2 separate regions of the Mus musculus genome follow, and region 1 is linked to region 2. The links are chromatin loops, found by intact Hi-C in ENCODE. Cell type or tissue: heart. All regions are shown on one strand. Region 1 has its middle 16 kb from the start of Gm41483. Region 2 has its middle 3.3 kb from the start of App.

Region 1 (5,000 bases), 130 kb after region 2:
CCCCTTCCTTTGGGCACAGCAGGAATGCCACTGTGCCCCATGATTAAAGGCTGATGCCATACTCATAGTATTCTTTATGACCAAGGACTCTTTACTCTTAGTAATTTTGCCTATAAGGGGCTACTTGTCCATGTGAAATTATCATGAACAGAGGTGGAAGGTTGTGAGACTCTGAGCATTAGTTTTAAATGCCAACTTGCCTTAGCCTACAATCGCCTGGGAAGAGTCACGACTGAGAAGTTGTCTAGATCAGATTGGCCTGTTGGCTTTTCTGGAGGAGATTTTCCCGATTGCCTTAACTGAGAGGTAATGAAAGATCCACTCTGAATGTGGGAGACAGAATTTTATACACTGGGCCTCCGAACTGACCGAGAGTAAAGAATAGTGACTAGGCATAAGTAATCGAGCAGGAAGCATGGGGCATTGTTTACTTCTGCTCTTCGCTGTGGAAGTGACTATCTGCTCTTCCTGACTTAACTTCTGAGTGATAGGCTGTAATCTGGATTTTAAAGACTAAATAAACCTTTTCCTCCCCCACCCCATGTTCCTTTTTTTTTTTTTTTTTTTAATGGTCAGGATATTTTATTATAGCAACAAAATGACATCAGAACAGTGGGTAAGCACGGAGTCTGTCGAGTGAAGATTTGTGCTTTCTCGGGTTTGTGACACCTTTTGTCCCCATTTATTTGAAAGAAAACCTTGAACATACCAATGTTCTGAGCCAATAAAATAGAACACTCTGAAGTGACATGAGGATTTTTAAAAAGACACTTTTATTTATTTATCTGTTTGATATATGTGAGTACACTGTCGTTGTCTTCAGACATACCAGAAGAGGACATCTGATCCCATTGCAGGATGGTTGTGAGCAACCATGTGGTTGCTGGGAATTGAACTCAGGACCTGTGGATAAGCAGTCAGTGCTCTTAACCGCTGAGCCATCTCTCCAGCTCCACATGAGTATTTTTTAAATGTTGGAGGAAAACTACATTTGCAAGGAGTATGTTTTCTCTATATTACTTGAGATCTCTTTTATGAGTTTTTATGATTATTGATATGAACATTTTCAATAGAACTCTTGCCCATTTTTAAGAGGTTTCAATTTCACAGGTTGAGGCTAGGAAGTCACTGACATTCATTTGGCAAGCTGTACTATTATAGCATTAGGTTTTAGAGGTTATCTAGATAATGTAGATTGACCATAGGTGTTAATAGTATGATAAAAGGTTCTTCCCCTTCCATATCTGGCCCTTTTATAATAACCTAAGAAGGTGTCTTTGCTGGAGATACTGTATGTGTATACTACAGCAACACAGATAATGTCCATCATATGAAGATAGAGGACTATGCCAGTGTTGATTGGAAATGGAGGAGGGTCTAATAGATTTTTTTCTTAAATAACAGCTCTAGGTTCAAGTTCTCAGAGAAAAGTCTCTACTCAGTGATTTATGCGCAGAGGTATTGAGAGAATGCTCTGGGGTCAATATTCCTGGAAGAATGAGGAGGGTTAGGGTGAAGGACAAGTTTAATGCTGGTGACATTGTAAGAAGAACATCAACTGACCCCACAATGTTCAATAAAACTAGGGTGCCTTAGTGAACCAAATAAAGGCAAAGAGTTGGACCTTATATCTCAAGCTTGGCCACAGTGGCCATGGGCCAGCCAAAAGAATGAGCAACTTTGGGAGAAGTGGCTACTTAGACATAAGCAATTCATAGGTAGAGGTTCTATCAAAAGTTCTCAGCAACCAGTGCTTACAGCAACTAGGAAATGTACATCTCAGTCCTGAACGAGACCTTGGTTCTGTAATGGACAAAGCAAGTCTTATTTTGAGGGAATATATTACCGTTCAAATTCTGTAAGAATCAAGCTTGAAATCCATCATGCTAATTAACATTACCTGGCTATATTGATTAGTCCCTTGACAGCAGGGGATCGATTTTATGCCACTTCCAGAAATGACTCTAAAAGATGCTTCTAACTTCTGCAGAATCTTAGTTTGCTGTGAGTGGAGAATGGACATAGTGCATAGTGTTCTTGTTACTAATTGTAAAGACAGTTTATATAACCAAAGATGTGTGCTTTCGAGTGCCTTTATCATGTTACTCAAGGCCAACTTGCTTATGTATGGGCTATAGATGATAGACTATGTTGTAAGGGTATTATCTTAGCCTCACATGGACAATTTTCACTTTTTCTTTTCTTTTCTTTTCTTTTCTTTTTTTTTTTTGAAACAGGGTTTCTCTGTATAGCCCTGGCTGTCCTGGATCTCACTCTGTAGACCAGGCTGGCCTTGAACTCAGAAATCCGCCTGCTTCTGCCTCCTGAGTGCTGGGATTAAAGGCATGCACCACCACGTTTTTAACCTCACCTCCAAGTCACCAGAGATGCTGCTTTGGAGGGAGCTGGTCCATATCTTAGAGGCATCAACACTAGGTATTAGCAGCATCCGAATGGCTTGGTCACAGCATCTTGTCTAAAAGAAGGCTGGATGAAGGGGTTGAAAGCAGATTGCAAGGGTTCCGAGCACAGTGATTCCAGACTCTTTTTATGTGGCAGCCTTAGGAAAATTAAATTGCGTTTTTCTATGCATCTCTAAAATGAATAGTAATAAGACATATAACAACAGCACCTTCTCAACCTGAATTTTAAAGTTACTTGGGAATAACAGAACAAGTGTGCCACGCCTGTTCATCATCATCATGTTCATGAGTATGAAGTAAAAACAGGAGGATTTGACCAACTCACATTTTATATACATGTATGAAATTCGCAAGCAAAGATTTCAAAGGGTTAAAGAAAAAGAACTGAAGACTTAAGCCATTGATAGCATGAAAATACATGGAAGGAGGTGTTAGCTTTTTATAAACTTTATAAATCATTGTCTCATTCTTCAGTGTCAGAGGTAAAGCTTTTTGCTATATACATCAAATAATGTTAGTATTAGCAAAGGGCGAGTGTCCTTGAATGACCTTGGCATAGCCGCTTTCCGCAATCCTTTTGCTAGAGATTTAAAAAGACCAAACTCTTAGTCTAGACCACAACTGAAACGGAGTGATTTGGGGAACGCATTTCTCAGAAAAGCCCGAGCTTCTCATCGCTGATGGATCACCTCACTTAATCTGGAGAACAATCTTGTGACCGCTGCTACTGGAACTTTCTTCCCCCCTGCATATGTAGGAGGAAAACAAGATGACCAGAGGCTGTGAATATAAACGGGCAGAGATTGGGATCTGAAAAATAACCATGAGCACAGGCAATGGTATCATTGCAGAGCTGTGGAGGGACCCAAAGACAAAATCACAGCACGAACCTCTCCCTCCCTCCCTCCATCTCTGTGTGTGTGTGTGTGTGCACGTGAGTGTGTGTGTGTGTGTGTGTGTGTGTGTGTATTCAGAGCACAGATGGCCAACAGCCCCTTCCTCCTGATGACCAGCTGCAGAGGTGCCCCTCCTGGGGTGGCTACAGACAGCAGAATCATTAGCTCTGCTTTCGCTGGGGCCATCTGTCTCTGGGTGTGTTATTTATCTCAGTAGACTGAAAAGCCGACCAGTCCTCTGTCCGTGTAATTATTAAATGACTTGGCATATGTCTCTGCACGAATGTAAAGCAAAGCCGTCCTTGAGAAACAGCCTTTTGTTTTGGGCCCTGTTAAAAAGTAAATTAAGCATGAGAAGGTGTTAACATTTGTCAACAACGTTTTTGTTTTCATACACATCTAATTTATTCTTTTTTAAATACCCTTAGCTTTGTTCTTTTTTTTCTTTTGGATATGTTCTTTATTTACATTTCAAAGGTTATCCACTTTCCCAGTCCCTCCACCCCCCTCCCGAAACCTCCTATTCCGTCTTCCCTCCCCCTGCTTCTATGAGGGTGTTCCTACACCTACCTACCCACTCCCACCTTCCCACCCTCAGCTACCCTACATTGGGGCATCTATGGAGCCTTCACAGGACCAAGGACTTCTCCTCCCATTAATGACAAGGCCATCCTTTGCAATGTATTCAGCTGGAGCCATGTTCACTCCTTTGTTGATGGCTTAGTCTCTGGGAGCTCTTGGGAGACTGGTTGGTTGATATTGTCAACAATGGTTTTGTTTGGAGGTTGCAATAGACCCTCTCTCAGTATTTGGTGAAAGAGAAGGTAGCAGGAGGAATCACACTGGTGGAGACAATTGCCCCTGAAGGCTGGCACCTAATCTTTTCCATTTGGTCTCAGAATTATGAGGTTGATGCCATTAACTTAGTTTTAGGAACTATCATATGATACAGAATTACGCTTAAAGAGGAAGAGATACATATATGATTTTGAAAAATTAAAAAATAATCTTACCTTTGGTCAGTTCCTCAGAGTTTCTCAGTCAACATACTTTGCTTTTCTATCACCAAAATAATATGTCTTCTCTCTCCCTCTCCCTTTCCCTCTCTCTCTCTGTCTCCGTCTCCCTCTCCCTCCCCTTCTCCCCCCTCCCCTTCCCCCTCTTCCTCACTCTGCCTCTTCCTCTCCCTCTCCCTCTCTCTGTCTCCGTCTCCCTCCCCTTCTCCCCCACTCCCCTTCCCCCTCTCCCTCTCCCTCCCCTTCCCCCTCTCCCTTTCCTTCCCCCTCTTCCTCACTCTGCCTCTGGTCATAGGAAGATTCAGAGGTGTCCTGAGAAGTTTATCCTGATGGGAACAGAAGAACAAAATTTTCTGGTGGCCATTTGTGACAAGGGTATCCAAATAAATGGCAGTAGATGGGGGGAGAAATAATGCTTATATATTTTATTTTAAAAATAAAGGAACTCAGTGCCTCTGCATGGTCCTGTGCACTAGCAGCTGGAAAGAGATTTTGGCAGAGGATGATATGGTCTAATTAAAATAAGAGAGGGGCTGGGAGATGGTCAGGGTAAGAAAAGGGAAATTTGCAAGCATCCTTTGTTATATTGTGTAACTGTCTTTCCAAAGGAGTCACGTGGCATCTGAGAGCAAAGCTGAATCAGATTGAGTGGGAGGGCTTAAGGA
Region 2 (5,000 bases):
CTCCACCTCCATCACCCAGGACTTCTTCCTGGAACTCTGCTCTCGATTTTTTTTTTTTTTTTTTTTTTTGGATCTGCCCTTATCCAGTGAAATGAACCTCCGTAAAACCATTTTCTCCTAGATTAAACACAAACTTCCCAGTGTTAAAATTACATTAGACCCATCCAGACATGCTCCCACTACCACCACCCTCCCGACCTAATGTGGCTTCAGACGCCAAGCTTTTGGCTCTCCCTAGGCTAGTGGAAGGAGATGAAGGTAATACCAAATGCATTCCTGGCTTCTGAGGCCACAGCCTTTTCCTTTACCTGATGTGTTTGCTGCTTAATTTTTTAATAACTTGACATGAGCTCTGGTCATCTGGGAAGGGGGAACCTAAATTGAGAGACATGCCTCCATTAGACTGACATGCAGGCAAACCTGTGGGGCATATTCTTTCTTATTAGTTGATGTGGGAGACCAGCCCTGAGCAGGTGGTCCTGGCTTGTGTAAGGAAGCAGGCTGAAGAAGCCAGGAGGGAAAAAAACAACAAGCAGTTTCTGCCACTGCCCAGTTCCTGCTTCAGGTTCCTGCCCTGTGTTCCTGCTCTGAGTTCCCTTCGCGTTAGACTGTGATCAGAACGCGTGAGGCTAATAAGCCCTGTCCTCGAGTTGCTTAGGATCGTGATTTTTTTATAACTCTGCAATAGAAAGCAACCTAGAAGGCCCGCTCTTTCTTTCCCACAGCAAGGAATCCAATCCCCTGTAAGTGTGGTGGGAGGATAGGTCTCCACCTCTTCCTTTCTGAGAAGTCAGCACTCATCTATCAACATGCCTACATACCACCTGCCCAACTCTACAGATACCTTTTTGTATTTGTCCTGAATGTCTGTCCTCTGAAGGTCCTCAACAAATAACAACAAATATTTGCTAAGTAACGTTTGCTTTGATTACATATGGCATTCATTTCCTACAGAAGCCAAGGAAAGGATAGGGAGGTAGCTCAGTCAATAAAGTACTTACTATCTAAACACGAGGACCTGAGTTCCACCCCTGGAAGCCACATAAAAATGTCAGCCATGCTAGCACCTGCTTAGGAGGGAGAGAGAGACAGACAGACTCTTGGGTAAGGTAAGCCAGGAAAGAGATCCTATCTCCAAAAAAAAAAAAAAAAAAGTGGAAAGCTTCAGCATCCAGAGCATCACCTAAGGATGACTTACAACAAGCATGCACATGCGCGCGCACACACACACATAGGCATGTACATACATGCACACATACACATATACACATACACACACAGACATACACACATATATACATACAGACATACAGACAAGCATACTCTTACACATACACACACATATCTATACTTCAAACACACTACATTTACACACACAGACATATACATACATACATACATACACATATATACATATATTTACTGACATACATACAAACAGACATACACACAGACAGACATACACACAGACACACTTACTCTTACATACATACACATATATACATATATTTACCGACATACATACAAACAGACATACACACAGACAGACATACACACAGACACACTTACTCTTACACACACACACATATACACAGATACACATATCTGTACTTCAGACACACGTACACTTAAACACACACACATACACAGACATACACACACATACACCTATAACACACACACACATATGCACACTTCAGACACACATATACTTACAGATACATACACATGCACACACAGACACACATACTCTTACAGACATACACATATATACACAGACATATACATAGGCACACGTATACTTACAGACACACACATAACAGAACACACACACATACACACAAATCCAAGGAAGTCATTACTACTACCCCCAACCCCCATTCACAGGCCAGGAAAACAGTCTTAGAGCTTAACTACAGCTTAACCATAGGGGGACTGGTTATTTCATACCTTGAATATCACACTCCTTCCCCAATACACTTACCTATCATCATGATCTCCTGTCTGTAGGAACAAGGAAGGAACCTGAACACCCAGGAGAACAGATCCAGTTCCAGATCTCGAAAGATCTTACGGGAAATGAAAGCTCGAGACCTTTTGTCCAAGATTAAACGTTTATAGATCGTGACAGTGGGGCATTATATTGAGCGTTTCTGAACATAGAGCAGAGTGAGCCCCCCCCCCCCCACCCAATATGTGCCAGGGGAAAGAGGCAGGAATTATTTTTAAAAAGAGGAGGGTAAGTGTCTTCTTTTGAGTAGGCCTATTTAAAAAACCCAGTGATAAATGATAACCCACAGAAACAGAAATCCTTAGCATGAGCAGTCTCACTTCACACGGCTGAAGTTCATCCCATTCACATTCCTGAGCAGGGCGTGCTCAGAGGAAACGGTCAACTTGGCATTGTGCCAGAAAGAGCTTTCCTGTTTTCTATTTAAAATTTCCTAAAAGTTTGTTTTTCTTTTATTCCATTCCTGCTCTTTTCCCTCTCTCCCTCTCTCCTCTCTCCTCTCTCCTCTCTCCTCTCTCCTCTCTCCCTCTCTCCCTCCCCACCCCCCTCTGTGTGCCCACAAGTGTGAGTGTGCTCACTAAGGTCACAAAAGGGAGTCGTATTCCCAAGAGTTAGGATTGTAGACTGTTGTGAGCTGCCTTAGGAACCCTTTAGGTCTTCTATAAGAGCAGGAAGTGCTCTTAACCAATTAGAGAGTGTATGTACTGTGTGCGAGAGAGCACAAGCAAGCACAGTCTATGGCTCATATGGGGAGGTCATGGGGCAACTTCAGTGGTCTGGTCTCTCCTTCCACCTCGTTAAGGCAGAGTCCCTATTGTCATTTCTGCCCTGTCGTGTCCTCCACCAGGCTGAACTTCTAGGTGATCTGTCACCATCTTGCATCTCACTTTTAGGGAGTCTGTGATCACAGCAGATGTGTGCCCCTGCATCTGGCTTTCTTACAGGTGTGGATTCTAGATTGCTTACATTGTCAGACTTTTACCTGACGGCTGGCCAAGCCCTCCAACCTGATCCCCTAAAATCTCTCCTGTTTCATCACTACTCAGAGATTCCAATGGCTTTCTACACCTTACAACTTCCTCTTCTCTAATGTAATATCACTTCCTGTCCAGGGTGATGTATCTTTCCATGCCCACGCACAGGAGGCACAGCAACATCTCTAGTTAGAATCCTTAAGGAAGGACTCGGCATGGTGGTACATGCCTTTAAATCCAATGGAGACAGAGGCAGGTCAGGCCTGGCCAGACAGAGTACACAGTGAGACCCTGTGATGATTTGTATTTGCTCAGCCCAGGGAGTGGCACTACTAGAAGGTGTGACCCTGTTGGAGTAGGTGTGTCACTGTGGGTGTGGGCTTTAAGACCCTCATCCTAGCTGCCTGAAAGCCAGTCTTCTGCTAGCAGCCTCCAGCTGAAGATGTAGAACGCTTAGCTCCTCTTGAACCATGCCTGCCTGGATGCTGCCATGTTCCTGCCTTGATGATAATGAACTGAACCACTGAACCTGTTAGCCAGCTCCAATTAAATGTTGTTCTTTATAAGAGTTGCCTTGGTCATGGGTGTCTGTTCACAGCACTAAAACCCTAAGACAGACCCTGTCTCAAGCAAACAAAAAGAATCTTCAGGGAAGAAACCAACCACATGTCTACAGAAATCTCTCTGGAACCTGGACTTAATAAGACCACTTTGAGACATTCAGTAGCCATCTGTGCAGGCCAGTCTATCTTCGGATAACTAGCTCTGAAATATCCGGTTACTAGAAAGTTTTCCTCACTACTTATAGATACCATACATATTTTATCCCTTGTAACACAGCAGAATAACCATTTCTACACTGTATATCTCTAAACGATATCTGGCTACTCCCACCTCCAGAGTCCTCTTATCACAAGCTAAGTCCCATAAATGGCAGAATTTTTCTTCCTTCCATACTGTAAATAAGTTCTGGCTTGTTGTGTCTGTAGCTTAATGCTGTCCTTGATTTTGTGACGATCTACCTTGCACAGTGCACTCAGGATGGTTACACTTGCTAGTAAATCTTCCAGCTTTATGCATGGCACTGCTAAAGAAAACCCTTCTCACATCTAAGCATTCACCCATGCCCCATAAACACCATCAAGAGTACTGGTAAGTCTGAGCCAGAAGACGGGACCATAACTTTTTTAAGACTACCATGACAAAATACCTCAGTCTAGGGGTTGAGATCAAATGGCAGGGTATGTGGCTAGTCTCTCTGCAGCTATGCGAATCTGTTCCCAGAAATGCAAAACAAAACAGAAGCCACAAGAAAACTTAGTGATGTAAATAAGAGAGACTTTCTTCCATTGCTGGAAGCTAGAGGTCTCAGATCATGGGGTTATCAGAGCTAATGTCTACTAAGATATCTGCCTCTGGCCAGCTCTTGCTTATCTTCCCTCTCTGGTTTTACATATTCTTCCCTGTGAGTGTATTAATGTTTAATTTCTCCATTGTAAAGGCTACCAAACGTTGAACTAAAGCCCACCCTCTGACGTCACTAAATAATTACCTCTTTTAGCACCCTGTATCTAAACGTGGATACATCCTGAGGTTTGAGGTGATTAGAATTTTGAAATAGGAATTTTGGATCGAGGAGCTATCACAGGAACACACTGAGATCAGCTCAGACACGGTCTAGAATGTTCCAACTAGCCTTCACCTTTATCACAAAGGCCAGCAATTCTTCCATCCTTTTGAGGTAGAAGGTAACTCTGGTGAACAGTAAAGATGGAAATGCAAAGGCCTTCTTTCTCTCTGTCCTCCACCAGGTCAGCATTCTGACCCCCATGCAGCTGGCTTGCCTTGTCTTTCCCACGAGTATCAGCCTCTGAGAATAAGTAAAAGGGCACTTGATAGTCTCCCTTGGAAGAAGTTTTGACAATTTAATTTAGCCATTGATGCCATACAGAATATCAGTAGCTTTAAAGATGAGAAATGTATTTCCTGACATGTTGGGGAAAGTCTAAGATACA

What was found. A loop is a pair of places that touch in the nucleus more often than their neighbours do. Peaks named below come from ENCODE experiments on the same cell type or tissue, not always from the same donor. Only the 100,000 strongest peaks of a DNase experiment are listed, where the experiment ranks them.
Region 1: a loop joins it to region 2, with 2.5 times the contacts of the local background. A loop is called at or near these places in 1 of 42 quality-filtered maps.

What each region holds. Positions count from the first base shown.
Region 1 is chr16:85,304,717-85,309,716 of GRCm38, forward strand. No RefSeq gene overlaps it. Among named protein-coding and RNA genes, the nearest start is that of Gm41483, 16 kb to the right of the region's middle. In heart, no CTCF peak of the experiment used is centred here; no DNase peak of the experiment used is centred here.
Region 2 is chr16:85,174,460-85,179,459 of GRCm38, forward strand. It overlaps a transcript of App not described here. Among named protein-coding and RNA genes, the nearest start is that of App, 3.3 kb to the left of the region's middle. In heart, no CTCF peak of the experiment used is centred here; no DNase peak of the experiment used is centred here; H3K27ac peaks cover 457 bases.